Regions from separate parts of the Homo sapiens genome. Here regions 1, 2 and 4 are each linked to region 3. The links are chromatin contacts, found by Hi-C or POLR2A ChIA-PET in ENCODE. All regions are on one chromosome and are shown on one strand. Each heading gives the region's core, a stretch centred on a gene start or an enhancer-like site at or near the end of the contact. The rest is flanking DNA. Distances are from core to core; before and after follow the strand shown.

Region 1 (3,178 bases), core at 602-3,101, 420 kb after region 3:
AACAGATATTCAAAGGAACTCAGCTGCAGCCCCCAAACCCCTGCAGAGCCTGTGAGTCACCCACTAGAGAGCTTGAAACATGGAGATGGAGATTCCTAGACGTGCAAATTCAGGATGCCTAAAAGCAGGGAGTGGCCAGCCATGCCTAGGTGCTCACTGCAGCCTAATCTGAGCAGCCTCTCTGGGGCTACCTCTGCGAATTTCCTATTTTGGAGCTGCTCTACCGGGGCTGGTTGGGGTTGGGGGACTGAGGCCCAGGTGTCTGGGTGTTTATTCCATATGGCTCCAAAAATATAGCATTCGGACAGCCTCCCAGCTGACCTCCCTGGAGCCCTGGCTCTCCCTCTGCTGAGCCTACATATGCCACCAAACTCATCCCTTCCCCCACTCCTAACACCCATACCAGTCAGGTGACACCCCAGCCACCATCACCATCCTCATCCATCCTCAAAGAGGTAGGTCATCCTTACCTTCGGCCCTACTTAGACATAAGGGGCCAAGCACCATTCTGGGTGACAAAGCACAAAACACCTGCCTCTTGGAGTTACATTCTGGTAGGGAAATAGACAAACATATCGTCACTACACACACATGCACACTCTCTATAGACTGTATATTTTGTGAGATCTTAAAAACATAAGTGTATGTAAAATAAATGTAAATATATTATCTTCTTAAGTAACATACATAGTATGTGACAAGGTGGCAGTCAGGAAAGGAATAGGGGGCACGGGGCTGGCAGGTTGTCAAGGTTTTGAAATCAGGCAGTCAGGACGGGTGGAGAGTAAAGACCTGAGGGAGGCGAGGAGCAAGTGCTGGGGGTATCAGAAAAGAGTATTCCAGGCGGAGGCAAGATCAGCCTGCTGGGAACAGCAAGGAAGCTGGTGTGGCTGGAGGAGTGGGGGTGGGGGCACAGGAGCAGAGGAGGCTGGAAGGGAGAGGCAGGCACAACATCCAGAAGCCCTGGGAGGCCTGAGCAGAGGAGTGGGCTGTCCTGCCGAAGGAGGCTGTGGAGGCTGCCCTGGAGGGGGCGGGGGCAGCAGCCCGAGGCCAGCTAGGAGGCAGTGATGTGACAGATCAGGAGGTGATAGAGTCACACACCAGGGTGGCAACTGCGGGGGCCATGGGAAGGGGTCTGATTCCAGCTCCATTTTGAGGTCAAGCCAACATGATTTGCTGACAGATGGGACGTGAGGTATAAGAGAAAGAGTTCTGAGAGGGGAGCCAGGCTGACACATCTGTTCAGTCTTCTCTCAGACTAGTCAACTTCTTCAAGCCTCAGTTTCCTCATCTGGAAAATGGGCCAGGTGGATAGATAACTTCCAAGGTCCCTTTTGTCTTGGGAAACTCATCCTTGAGCTCAGGTCACTGGGGCCTGGGGTGGTCAGGGAAGGCTTTGAACAAGTGAGTAGAACTCGGGCTTAAGAAAGGACTTAGACCAGACACCACCGAAAGGGAAAGAACGGGACAGGGGCACCCAGGCAAAGGGTTGCAAGGCCTATGAGTGGTGCCCGAGGATGGCAGGCAGACGCTGCTGTCAGAGCACTGGGCCTCGGTAGGAGGCTGCCAGGAGCCACAAGGATGGGCACACCAGCTCCTCAACACTACGCCCTTTGGAATAAACCAGCAGGTTCAGGGCCCGAGCACATTTTGCAAACACTGAGGCCCTCAATTTTCAGCATTTTCAGATGGACATGCTTAGGCAGGAAGGAACAAGGCTTGGCTCCTGGCCTGGGGAGAGTTAACCTCCTGGCCCGGCATTGCATAACCGCAGAGTCTGCTGAGCGCAAGGAGACTCTTCTGTGTGGCAGCCAGAGTGGCAAGCCTGGTGGCTCCGGGCTCTGGCACCATCCCGCAGCGGAACAAACAGCCCTCCCTTCCCAGATAATGGCCCTCATTGAGCATTGTGTCCATGGCCAGCACCCAGCACAGGGCAGCTCAGCCTGGGTAAGTTTCCTCTCTTGGCTGCTTAGCAAAATATTTACACTACGCCTTTCTAGTAAGATGGTTCCTAGGAACCAGCAGGCAGAGAGAGCTGGGGAAATGCACCCACCAGTGACCCTGGTCTCAGCTTAGGGAAATGCTGCCACACACCCAATGACATGTGAGCCTGGTGCGGTCATTGCCCTCCAGGGCTCTTTTGTAAAAGAAGACACTGAACTAAAAGATGCTTAGAAGCCTGTCCAGTTCCAAAGCCATTGGCATCTTCTCTAATTAAAGAGTGAACTCCAGTTTCTTATGATGTGGGAGTAGAATTTGGCTGGTCTTTAATATCTCACAAAGGGTCTCTTTCTCAGGAAGGCATGTGTGTGATTTGGGAGAGGTGAAGATGAGAAGTCTGAATCCTACCTACTTGGTTCTCTCCCGTGCATCATGGATGTCAGGAAACACTGTTGATATCTCCTGTGCACTGTCAATGTCCCTCTCTGTGTGTCTTTGAATGGGGAGCAAGGGGCATAAGCCAGATCACCCCAGGCGGTGCCGCACTTTAAGAGGTATCTGGACCAGCCCTCAGGAGCATGCAGCCCTTGTCAGAGGAACTTTTGAAGAAACTGGGTAACAGAATACTTGAGAGACAGACTTGCTGTCCTCAACCACCCCAGGGGTTGTCTGGAGAAAAAGGGTCAGAGATGTTCTGTGTGGTCCTCGGGACAGAATCAAAACCAGTGAGTGAAAATGACATGGCTCATTATTAGGACGATGGCCCAAACAATAGGCCCCATAGGTATTTTAACCAAAAACACACACATTGATCCATGTTTCCACTTCTGGAAATCCGGCCTATGGAACAATGAATGCATCAGTCTGTAAAGATATGTGTATAAAGGATGTTTATGGCAAAATTCTAGTAGGAAAACTTACAAAAAATATACAAACTTAACAGTAAATTTAAAGGTATTCCATCCAAACCATGGTCCATCATTCAGCTGTAACAAGATTGAGACAGATCCTGTCTCTGTTTGGAAAGGCAGTACGGTAGAGTGGTTAGGAGCACAGGGTCTGAAGACAGACAGCCAGGGTTCAAATCCGGATCCCACCACTTACAAACTGTGTTGCTTGACCCTCTGGCCATTCACACTCCTCTTTGGTAAAGTAGGGATTGCAATAGTGCCTGTCCTTTAAGCTTGTTAGGAGCAGTAACTGAGTTAATTATGTGAGGTGCTTATAACTGTGCCTG
Region 2 (3,350 bases), core at 837-3,336, 400 kb after region 3:
GATGCAAACCTAGTAGCCTGTGCTCTTAAATTCTCTTAAATCTCACCCTAAAAATGGCATCCCAAAGGGACTGAGCACACTAAGAGTGGACCTGCCAGGGTTGGGGGTGGCTCTGAGGGTTGACCCAGAGCTGCAGGTCCTCTTGCCGTAGCAACTGGCTCCTGTCACCCCCTGTAAGCAGTGTTGGGCCCCACAGGGCCTGCTCTGGTTCACCGACTCGAAACCAGAGCCCACATATAGGTGGTGACAATGTAAATAACTGATGCAATGGAAACTTTCTATGGAAAAAGGTACCCACTCAAACAGCCACAAAGTCCAAAAAAAGGAAGAACACCACAGCAGACCAAGTGGGCCCTGTGGCACACAATTTCCTTTGGCACAGCCTTTCTGTCTGGCTGAATCTCTGAACTGGTGGAGGTGGGGATGGGGTGGAAGATGGGGTAGCACTGGGCAGGAGTGGGGCAGGTTGAGATCTAGACCAGAAGCCTGGCTGGGTCCCCGGAGGACCCTGGGTCACCAGGCTTCCCCTCTTAGCTAAGGGGGCAGCTGTCGTGTGGGCAGAAAGCAATTCTGCCTCCAAAAACACACACCTGTTATCACAGTCTTCCTAGTAGGCATGAATTACTCCCTGCCCCTGTCCTACTGTGGGCCAGTGGTGGAGGTTCTGTAGTCCCCGGGATCTCCCGAGGCCTCCACCTGCTTTGCTGTGAATAAGTTGCAGCAATCTTGTTATGGGATCTGGTATCTTCTTATTTTAGAAGATGAAATAATCATAAACATAAGTAAAGCTAAAAGATCAGAAGTAACCAGAAGAGGAAGAGGGAGAAGGTGGATTTTTCTGGGAAGCCAACCGTACCATTTTGTTCTTACCCCAGCCCAGGGCGTGCACTCTTGCTCTTGTTTCAGAGGTGAGGAAACAGACTCACAGGTGGTCAAGGACTCGAAGAAGGCCACACAGTGTCTAAGACCAGTAATGTCCAGTTTTATTTAATGCCAGAGCCTTGGGCCCTCCTGCAGTGCAAGGCTGTCCACATCTCTCTGTTTTCAAAGCCTCAGTTTCCTCAGTTGTCAGATGGTGATGATGGAGCCTGACCGTAGCATTAGTATGACTGTGAAAAAATGCAGGGACAGCCTTTGCACGTGGAAGACACTCAACAAATGTTGGGTTCTTCCTCTACCTCTGGCTTCTGTGTCTACAACCCGGGGAGATTTAGAAGCCTTCTTGCGGGGAAGCAGCTCAGGTTTTGGGCTCCCTGGGAGAAAGGGCCAGAACCACTGATTTTCTTATCTATCTTCCCTGCTAGATCCATCACAGCCTGAGACATGGACAAGGTCTTCTTCACCTTTGCACCCTGGGGTCTAGCCCAGTGATGGAGAGTGTCTTGTCCAAGGTCACTTAGCTGGGTGCAGCTGGACCTCAAATGTGGGGCTGCCTCATGGGATTTCTATTGCACCCAGAGAGGGAACACGGTGTCTTCTCTGCTCCCCTGTGTAGAGTGCCTAGTTCCAGGGGGCTTTCTGTGACAGAGGGCTGCGAGGTGTGGCCTGATATAGCAGGAAGCGACCTCACTGCTCCTCCCACACCTACCTTCCCCCGCCCCCCAACCCCCGCCCCAGCAGCTCTCAGAACCTTCATCTCCAAGTGCAGCTCCTCCAGTCTCGTCTGTTCCTCCTCCCGCCACTCCGGTATTCTCCTCGACTCCTGGGCTGGGTGCTCCCCATATACACCAGCAACACCTCCCTTCCTTGTCCCTGCAGTGCCTGAAAACCATGAACTTTTCTTCTGCCAAATCCCAGTGTAGAGTTTATGAGACAGTATATTCCTACCTGCCACTAAATGGAATATGTTATCTTGTACTTGAAGTTCTTCTTTTTTGCTCCTTCATACAATGGAAAGTATCACCATTCTCTATTTTTAAATGCCCTGTCTTTCCTGGAAAACATTTCTGGGTATCCTCAAAGCAGGTCTTGTCGCTATCAATGACTGGGCTCCATTGCCTGTCTCTCTGCCCACTCTCCTTGTTGGGGACGCCTCACTCATCCGTGAGTCAGCTACCATGTGAGAGAGAAGCCTCTTGTCTGGAGAACACAGCTGGGGACCGGGAAGGTTCCCAAGGCAGCCTCCAGGCTGTCAGCTGCATGTCACAGCATTCTCAGACTAGAGCGCACTCCGCTGAAACAAAGGTGAGCCCCTCAGGAAAGTGAGAGCCGGAAGGCTGACCACAGAGAGGGAGGTGGGTCACAGAGCCAACCCCAAACCCCAAAACAGAAGCCAGAAGGAGGAGAGATTGACAGAGGGAGAGAGACTTGGAAGGTGTCCCACCATAACTGAAGAAGGGCACAGGCATTTATTGAGTGCCTTTTGTATACTGGGTTCATACTCATTTCACATACACTTTGTCGCATCTGATCCACGTGGCAAACCCAGGGAGGGGGTGAGAGTCTTCACTTCTGACTCATGAGGAAAGTGAGCTAGTAATGGATGAAACCAGGGTCTGAACCCATGTCTTTCTGATGATGTTAAGGCCAACTCGCTATGCTATACCATGCTACTTCTGTGGTGCTGGGTAAATGAGGCATGCCAGTAATTCTCTCTCTTCCCCTCCCATCCACCCCTTTGCCAGTATCCCAGCATGAACCACCAGGATTATTCCATATGATTCTGCCATGTGTGACCCATGTCTTAGATTTTCATGTTTTCTTATTGATCACAGACCACAATAACAAATAAAACTGAAAATAGAAAGATTCATCCCACAATTCCCTGCCCCACACAGATCAAATTTGACTTTCCATGTGCCGGCCCCTTCTGCAGACGTTCCGTTCAGAGTGGAGGGAAGGGCCACGTGTCAGGAGGGTGTCAGGAGGGTGGCAGGGGCCTCAGGGCCAGCCTTCTTCTCCACTTTCTTTAGGATCAGTGTGTGAGGCCCAGTGCCAGAGTCCAAAGCCCCCCTGCCTCCCTGCCAGCCCTTGGAAAACAGCTGTTATGACCCAGTGAGGCTGGCCCCTGCCAGGCATCCAGGATTTTTCTTTAACCCTTTGTCAGCTGCAGTGATGCCAACCCCCAGTGCCCAGACCGGATGCGGCCCCTACCAGCTGCTGGCAAAGGCCTTGCTTTGATGTGTTGGTGGAGAGTGGAGAGCAAGGGCCCTCCCTCCTCATGATTTTGGGTGGGGCCAGCAGAGGAGCTGGCCCTGGTCCTTCCTGCCCTGGGTGGGTGCCACCTTGCAGATGGGCCCCTCTACCCCTAGTAGCCCCCTCCCTGTTCAACTGTTTTCTAAAAAGAAGACACTTTTATATCAGTTTCTCAATTTTTATTATGGTAAAATACACATAACATAATTTACCAT
Region 3 (3,394 bases), core at 244-2,743:
TTATAACTGCTCTTCACTGCTTGTTAGCGGCCTGTGAAAATTTGATTGAATTAATTCAAACGTTGCTAACAAAACGAGTCCTATTCACCCATGCTGTTCTGCCCGCTGTGGCCAGACCCATCACAGCCGCTCACTGACTGGCTCTTCAGGTCACTGTAGGTGGTCAAGCCCATGCCTCGCATCCCGACTGCTGTACGCCCCATTGCTAGCCCCTGTTGTCAAATTCAGGAATAGTTCTATGTATCTGTGCCACATGCTGACCCTGTCTCTGGAGGTAGCTGCCACTGCTTCTTCCCGAGTAGCAAACTCAACATCTGCTTTGCCGGTCACTCTTCCATCTGGGCCCATCTCAATGTGGACTCTCACCAGGTTGGAAGGAGAGAAGAGGTTGTAAATGTCGCTCTTGGTCGCTTTGCATGGCAGCCCCTCATGCAGAGGCAGTGGCCGGTGGTGCTATGCCCTGTGAACTCACTGTCGCCATATTTGTGGTCATACATTCCGGAGAGACAGTAGCTGAGGTTCCCCCACACCCCCCACCAAGCAGCTCCGTGGTGCAGAGGCCGCTATGCTCCTCGTGGCCCCGCATCCTGCGCCTGCCTGCTTCACGATGCCAGGGTAGCTCCCGGAAGCCCGGGCCAGTCACAGGGGTCCGGGGCAGCACGGATATGAGTCTCAGGGGGACCTGAGTCCGACCTAACTTCCTCCTGGCTGCTCTTGAACACCTCCATGTCTCTGTGCCCTGTCCTCTCCTTGGGCTTTCCGAGAGCCTCTCAGCTAACTCCTGCGAGGCCAACTCTTGGGATTTCCAACACTGAGAAGAACTGAATGATTTCTTCTTTGTGCATCCAGATGAGAGTCCTCAAAGTTCGAGCGCGAAGCCGTAGTTGGCGCTGCCCGCACTGTTGGGACCGCCGTGCTTCCTTCAACACCCAACTCACCTCGGTTCTGTGGGACTTGAACACCGCAATGCGCCAGTGTCCCATGCTTTCCCGGTCTTTTTCCAGGGCCATTTTTACGTCCTCTTCTGATCCAAGTTCAGCAAAAGCCTCACCACTCTGCCTACCCCTCTCCGGTGTAGATGGAACTCGCCTGAGCCCAATGGGGCATGGTGCAGTTGGAGAGGACGTCCTGCGCATCCTCGACAGATCAGGGCCAGGGCGGGCCATGGAGCCTGACCACAAAGCCCTCCCCTCCCTCAGGGCCCAGCAGCATGGACTCTTGATGGGGTGGGTGTCAGGTGAGTGGGGTGTGGCTTTTTTGTGGCACAGAGTCGGGCAGAACTGGTTTCTGTTGCTATCAAGCAAGCATGGCTGGCAGCCAAGGGTCCCCAAATTCCACTGAAGCGCGACCACGCAGAGGGCTCCGGGGAATGTCCAGGTGCTTCTTTTTGTTCTCAACCTGCATCAGAAGTCCACCTGGCCTGGGGCGAATGCCTTCCGTGAGGTCTGAAGGCCCCGGCCTGATATGCGCGTGTTTGGCTGGAAGCAGCGAATCCAGGCCCTGGGACCAGGTGACGGTGTTCCCACGGCCTCCTCCTGGCACTCCAGCAGCCTCCTTAGATGTTATCCGTATTACTTTTATCTATGAAAAATGGAGGCCCAGAGAGATTGTTACTGTTAGAACTGTTTATGTTATAGACAGAAAACTAAATTCCAACAACAAAGGGAATTGATTGGTTCACATAACTGAAGCGTATAGAGGTCTATCAGCTTCAGGTGTTGTTTGATCCAGTTGTTCACTGCCCAGCAGTATAACCAACGTTCTGCTTCTTTTCCCATTCTGCTTTCCTCAGTATTCCTTCACTGCCTGGCAATCTCATCTCTATCCAAGTGGTCACATTATCATGGATTTATCATCAATCTATCATTGGTAGGATCTACTACAGGCAGAGGAATCTTTTCTTTGCCAGAAGCCGTTTGCAAGTGTGTTTCAAATCCCTTTGCTCTGATTGGGTTTCATGACTGCCTTTAAACTAACTTCTGTAGCCAGGTGGATGGGATAGAAACAATGGCTTTAAGACAATCAGGCCCAACTCCTGGAGTCTGGGGTCAGGTGAACAACCTTAATACCATATAGGTTAGAATGGAGAAAAAGTGGTTTCCCAAATTTTTTGGGGGGTGGGGGTTCCAATGGTGGGAGAATAAAGAAATGGATACTGGGAAGGCTGACAGCAGGTGTCCAAGGGCAATGACTTATCCAAGGTCAAGCTGCTGGTCATGGATAAGCTGTGACTGAAATCCAGCTCTCCTCACTCAACGTTTGCAGATGGATGGTTATATAATTCCACTTAAGGTACGTGTTTCACAATAGCCATCCAAACAGAACCATGGATTTGCTTGCTTACATTCTGTTTATTCTTCAAATATGTACAAAAATATGTACAAAAACACACTTTGTCATTTAGTCACAGTGATGAAGACAATTGTCTGAGTTAATTAATTTTGAATCTCATTAAAGCATGAAGGCTTTCAGGAGAAATTCAGATTTTAGAGAATGAGAGCTATCATTTAAATAAGTGTCCGCCAGTCTTACCAGGGTCTTGGCAGTGTTCTGGAATGTATTTCAGAACAGGAATAAATTTTTTTGATAGCCTATATGAGATGCCTCCAGCCTGGATTTTCATCTCTCTGGTCAAAAGATTTGTTAATGTCCTGTATTGGGATCCTTTCTCTTACTCACGAATTATGGAGGCAGAGAAACAGAAAAGAAGGCATAGCCCTCCAGGAACTCCATGTTTGGTGGGAGAGGCAGATAACAAAGCAGGTAGGTGAAATACCATGACAGTGAGTGGGTGGGAAACTCAGGTGCCTTGAGAACACAGAGGAAGGCAGAATGTTGGGATCAGGGAAGAGCCAGGGAAGGCTTTCTCAAGTGGGCTGGATGGGAGCAGGGAGGGCTTCTACAGAGGGGACTCATGAGTATTGAGGCATGAAACCTCATAGGTTATGTGAAACCTCAAATAATTCAGAAGGGCAGAGATGTAAGGGCAAGGTAAGGAGTAGGGCGAGAAGGTGCAGATAGGCAGCCTGGAACAGAGTAATGGAGGGTCTTGGGGCTTGTATTACGGAGCTTGGTGTCTTTCCCGTAGGTGATGGAATGCCTCTAATGAGTTTTCAGTAAAGACCTGGTTTGCTTCTCAGACACATTTCGATATCAGATTCTTTGGTTGAAGATAATTCTAATTAAGTTCCTACAGGGGAGCGCATTGGAGAGATATGGGATCCTTCAGAAAACCCAATAAAAATTTGAAGAACCCAGGCTCTGAAGGAATTTCCCAGGGACTACATAGCAGGAATCAACTGCAAGTCCCCTTGGTCAGGAAGTATCAGGGCCAACTGCCTCCAGCGTTATTCCACCTAGGATTCAAATTCCAAATGAAAGATGTCATAGTGCT
Region 4 (3,502 bases), core at 620-3,119, 260 kb after region 3:
AAAAGCAAGTTCTACTCTCTTGCCTTGTCAAATGGGGCCACTCAGGAGGTACCTTGTACTGCTGGGGCAGAGCAGATGCCATCCACTCAAACGCCAGGAAATGACAAGCACCCCCTCTGCTTGTCCCCTCTTCCTTCGTTCATTACCGAAGATAAGGAGAAAATCAACTTTTCGGTCAATGAAGTGCGTGCAACTAATGGCATCATCTGCTGTCTTTGAGCCTTTGCTGTGTTTACCAGAACAACACCCCCAGGAGGACAGGGATTTGGTTGGTTGTGCACAGTGACTGGCACATAGTTGCTGCCAAGAACCCCCGCCGATTGAATAGATTTGTTGAAAGTGTGACGTTGCAAGCTCCACCACACCATGCGTGAAGCACGCGGTAATCTGATGCATACCACTATTCTGGGGCCACATGATACCTTTTACCAAGATTCCATTAGCAACATCTGCGCTCTTCCCAGAGGGCAAGGAGCTGGGTGGACTACTGTGCGGATTAAATGCATGACACACGTGGGATGTAGGAAAGCGCCTGATACTAAGAAGCCCCCAGCAGATGTTTGCTTTTAGAATTGGCAGCTACTGTTCCCATTTGAGAGATGATGACAGGCTTGGTGAGGTCTAACCGATGAACTGCCTTGACTTTTAACCCAAAGCTCTTTCCTCTGCACACACGGAAAGCGAATGCATGTGAACTGTTATATGCAGTTTTAGCTTAATCAGATCAGGGTGTGAACCTCCCCAGTGGGGTGTTAGGCTATATAATAGTTAAATACCGTGGACCAGGGACTTGGCTTCACTGGGTGGTGGGTTTGGGGGTTTGAAAGAGGGCCTGTGCCTCTGTTGGTCTGCCCCATGAGGCCTGGAGCTGGAGGGTCAAGAGAGCCCTGGGCACACAGCCGTGATTCTGAAAGCTGACAAATGCCCAGTGTTCCTGCAGACAGGCTGAAGAGATGGGGCTGCGTGGCCGGAACAGCTGGGTGGAGGCTGGTGGCAGGAGGCAGTGTGAGTCCCCGCTTTGTTCCTGGGTAGTCACGGGGACAATCAGAAGCATAGAGAAGCCCCTTTCCTTTCCCTCTGGGCTGCAGCCCAGCATTTGGAGCTTCCTGCTTGCCAGCCAAGGAGAGCCTCTGGGAGAGCCCCAGATCAGGCTCTGCACCCAGGTTGGCAGGCGACCAGCACCCTAGGCTGCCCAGCTGAAGCCAGGACCTCTTTTCTCCCACGGCCCTCCTGTTGACTCGGGGAGTAACCCAGGGGAAGAGAACCTGAACCAGGAGTCCAAGTCCTGGGCTGAAGTCCAGTGTAACTGCTCATGTCTGTGGCTCTGGGCAGGTTGCTTAACCTCTCCTCCCTGGTCCCTCCCAGAGCTGTCATGGGAGCTCAGAGAAAGAGCTTAGTTCCCTGCCTGTCACCCACTACACTCACAGTGAAGATCTGCTGTAAGAGTGAAGGGAGGGAGGAATAGCAGGTGTTCCCTAAATATTTTGAAGCAGCTGAAGGGGTTTCCAGAAAGATGGCAGAGAGAGTGCCTGTTTTCAGAACTTCCTTCTCTGAAGCCTCCAGAATGAACAAGAGTCAGAAATGGAGAGGGAAACACCTTCTTTGCTGAAAGCAGACAACAGCTATGACCTCATACCCCCACCCCTGAAGACTATATCGTAAAACCAAGAAATCCAGGTAAAGTGAAGTGGGGGGCTAAAAGCCAACACCCACCTGAATGGGTGTCACAGGCTGGTCTGCAGCCTCATCTTCACCTGCATAAGGACAAAGGGCCACCTTTCATAAGCAGACAGACCCAAAGACAGACCGAGATGTCCCACGGCCACTGGTGGAAAGAGATTATCTCAAGGACCCAGTCAGCCTGACCCTGCCCCCAGAGCATATGCACACACCCCACTGCCCAAAACACTGGCTCAAGCGTGGACAAGGCCAGTGGTGCCTGGCACAGAGGGCATGCTCAGGGAACGTCTCTGCCTCTGAATTCAAACCTGTCTCAAGAGAAGGCTCTTTCTTTTTTCTTCATGGACATGTGGCCAGTGTTTAAGTTCTGGGCCCAGTCATCAATGAGAAGAACAGGTTTCTTGCCTTTGTAAACTCTAGGGTCCACAAGATTTTCTTTTATGGACTGCACGGGCAGGGCCTGCTTGGCAGCCTCTTTCCTTTTGTTCACGTTCTGACTGAGGGCTTTGTTTAAATGCCAAGGAGCTCATCCCTTTTATTATTGTTATTTCAGCTGCAGGAAACCCAAATCTTTATAGATTTCCCCTTGCAGTGGATCTTCTGTGATCTATTCTTCACTGACAGTGGACACATAAAAATGGATGTGGAGGCACATAACTGTGTCCACATGTAACTGCACATAACTGACTAGGCAGAATGCTGGGCTGTTGGGTTGTCTGCAGAGTAGGATGCTGGCCTTTTTGTGGGTGTGATGTCAGGAGCTTATTTTGCCATACAGTGAATCCATGAAATCATGGACTCTCCATGTTGGAAGCTCAGGTATCAAAACCACTCCTTCTGGCTGGGTGCGGTGGCTCATGCCTGTAATCCCTGCACTTTGGGAGGTGGACCACATGAGGATCAGGAGTTTAAGACCAGCCTGGCCAACATGGTGAAACCCCATCTCTACTAAAAATAAAAAATTAGCCAGGCATGGTGGTGAGCACCTGTAGTCCCAGCTACTTGGGAGGCTGAGGCAGGAGAATCGTTTGAACCCAGGAGGTGGAGGTTGCAGTGAGCCGAGATCGCGCCACTGCACTCCAGCCTGGGCGACAGAGTAAGACTCCATCTCAAAAAAACAAAAAAACAAAAACACAAACAAACAAACAAAAAACACTCCTTCCATCCTCTTAGAGCCTTGAGGTGATCTGAAAGAAGAATGCAAGGCTGTTTTTGGCAACTCAGGAGTTTTGTTTAGATTCTGAAGCCAACAGCTCTGCTAGAAAGAACAGCATAGTGTCTGAAGTCCCTCTTAAGGGAGTATATTGCCATTCAAATTTATATGCTCCGCAGAAATGTCTTCTTCCACAAAGACTAAGAGGAGAGACTTTTGATGTTTGTCTTGTATCCAGAATATGATGGACGAATGGATGGAGGGAGGGAGGGAGTTTGTTTCAAAATATTCATGTTTCAACACCAGAAAACAGAATGTGATGTGGCTATTCAGTTTACCAAAAATAGTAAATAAGGATACTTGTGGCTGGGTGCGGTGGGTCACGCCTGTAATTCCAGCACTTTGGGAGACCGAGGAGGGAGGATTGCTTGAGCCCAGGATTTCAAGACCAGCCTGGGCAACATCGTGAAACCCCATCTCAACAAAAAATACAAAAAGAAAAAATTAGCCAGTTGTGGTGGCACATGCCTGTAGTCCCAGCTACTTAGGAAGCTGAGGTGGGAGGATCACTTGAGTCCAGGAGATCGAGGCTGCAGTGAGCCAAGGTCATGCCACTGCACTCCAGCCTAGTGACAGAGTGAGGCCCAGTCTCAAAAAATAAATAAATAA

What was found. A loop is a pair of places that touch in the nucleus more often than their neighbours do. ChIA-PET counts read pairs that join two places held with the same protein, here RNA polymerase II (POLR2A). Pooled maps may share reads with other maps.
Region 1: a map of gastrocnemius medialis shows a loop between it and region 3 (2.4-fold over the local background). The contact joins two enhancer-like sites. A Hi-C loop is called at or near these places in 1 of 168 maps with a recorded cell type or tissue (gastrocnemius medialis) and 5 of 50 pooled maps. POLR2A ChIA-PET finds 5 or more read pairs at or near these places in 2 of 52 experiments (BJ and endothelial cell of umbilical vein).
Region 2: a pooled map shows a loop between it and region 3 (4-fold over the local background). The contact joins two enhancer-like sites. A Hi-C loop is called at or near these places in 9 of 50 pooled maps. POLR2A ChIA-PET finds 5 or more read pairs at or near these places in 2 of 52 experiments (BJ and activated T-cell).
Region 4: a loop to region 3 is called in a map of dorsolateral prefrontal cortex, with 2.4 times the contacts of the local background. The contact joins two enhancer-like sites. A Hi-C loop is called at or near these places in 1 of 168 maps with a recorded cell type or tissue (dorsolateral prefrontal cortex) and 2 of 50 pooled maps. POLR2A ChIA-PET finds 5 or more read pairs at or near these places in 2 of 52 experiments (AG04450 and BJ).

Annotation. Positions count from the first base shown.
Region 1 is chr1:41,616,869-41,620,046 of GRCh38, reverse strand. All of the region lies in intron 3 of HIVEP3 (HIVEP zinc finger 3), which reads left to right. All of the region lies in intron 1 of LOC128125817, which reads left to right. Among named protein-coding and RNA genes, the nearest start is that of EDN2, 130 kb to the right of the region's middle. Within about 2 kb of position 1,851, at least 13 of the 41 ENCODE cell types and tissues checked have a DNase peak (open chromatin) inside an H3K27ac peak, as active enhancers do.
Region 2 is chr1:41,638,532-41,641,881 of GRCh38, reverse strand. All of the region lies in intron 2 of HIVEP3 (HIVEP zinc finger 3), which reads left to right. Among named protein-coding and RNA genes, the nearest start is that of EDN2, 160 kb to the right of the region's middle. Within about 2 kb of position 2,086, at least 2 of the 41 ENCODE cell types and tissues checked have a DNase peak (open chromatin) inside an H3K27ac peak, as active enhancers do.
Region 3 is chr1:42,038,415-42,041,808 of GRCh38, reverse strand. It overlaps the pseudogene HNRNPFP1. Among named protein-coding and RNA genes, the nearest start is that of GUCA2B, 110 kb to the left of the region's middle. Within about 2 kb of position 1,493, at least 2 of the 41 ENCODE cell types and tissues checked have a DNase peak (open chromatin) inside an H3K27ac peak, as active enhancers do.
Region 4 is chr1:41,774,798-41,778,299 of GRCh38, reverse strand. The region is part of intron 1 of HIVEP3 (HIVEP zinc finger 3); the gene reads left to right. Among named protein-coding and RNA genes, the nearest start is that of HIVEP3, 140 kb to the left of the region's middle. Within about 2 kb of position 1,869, at least 7 of the 41 ENCODE cell types and tissues checked have a DNase peak (open chromatin) inside an H3K27ac peak, as active enhancers do.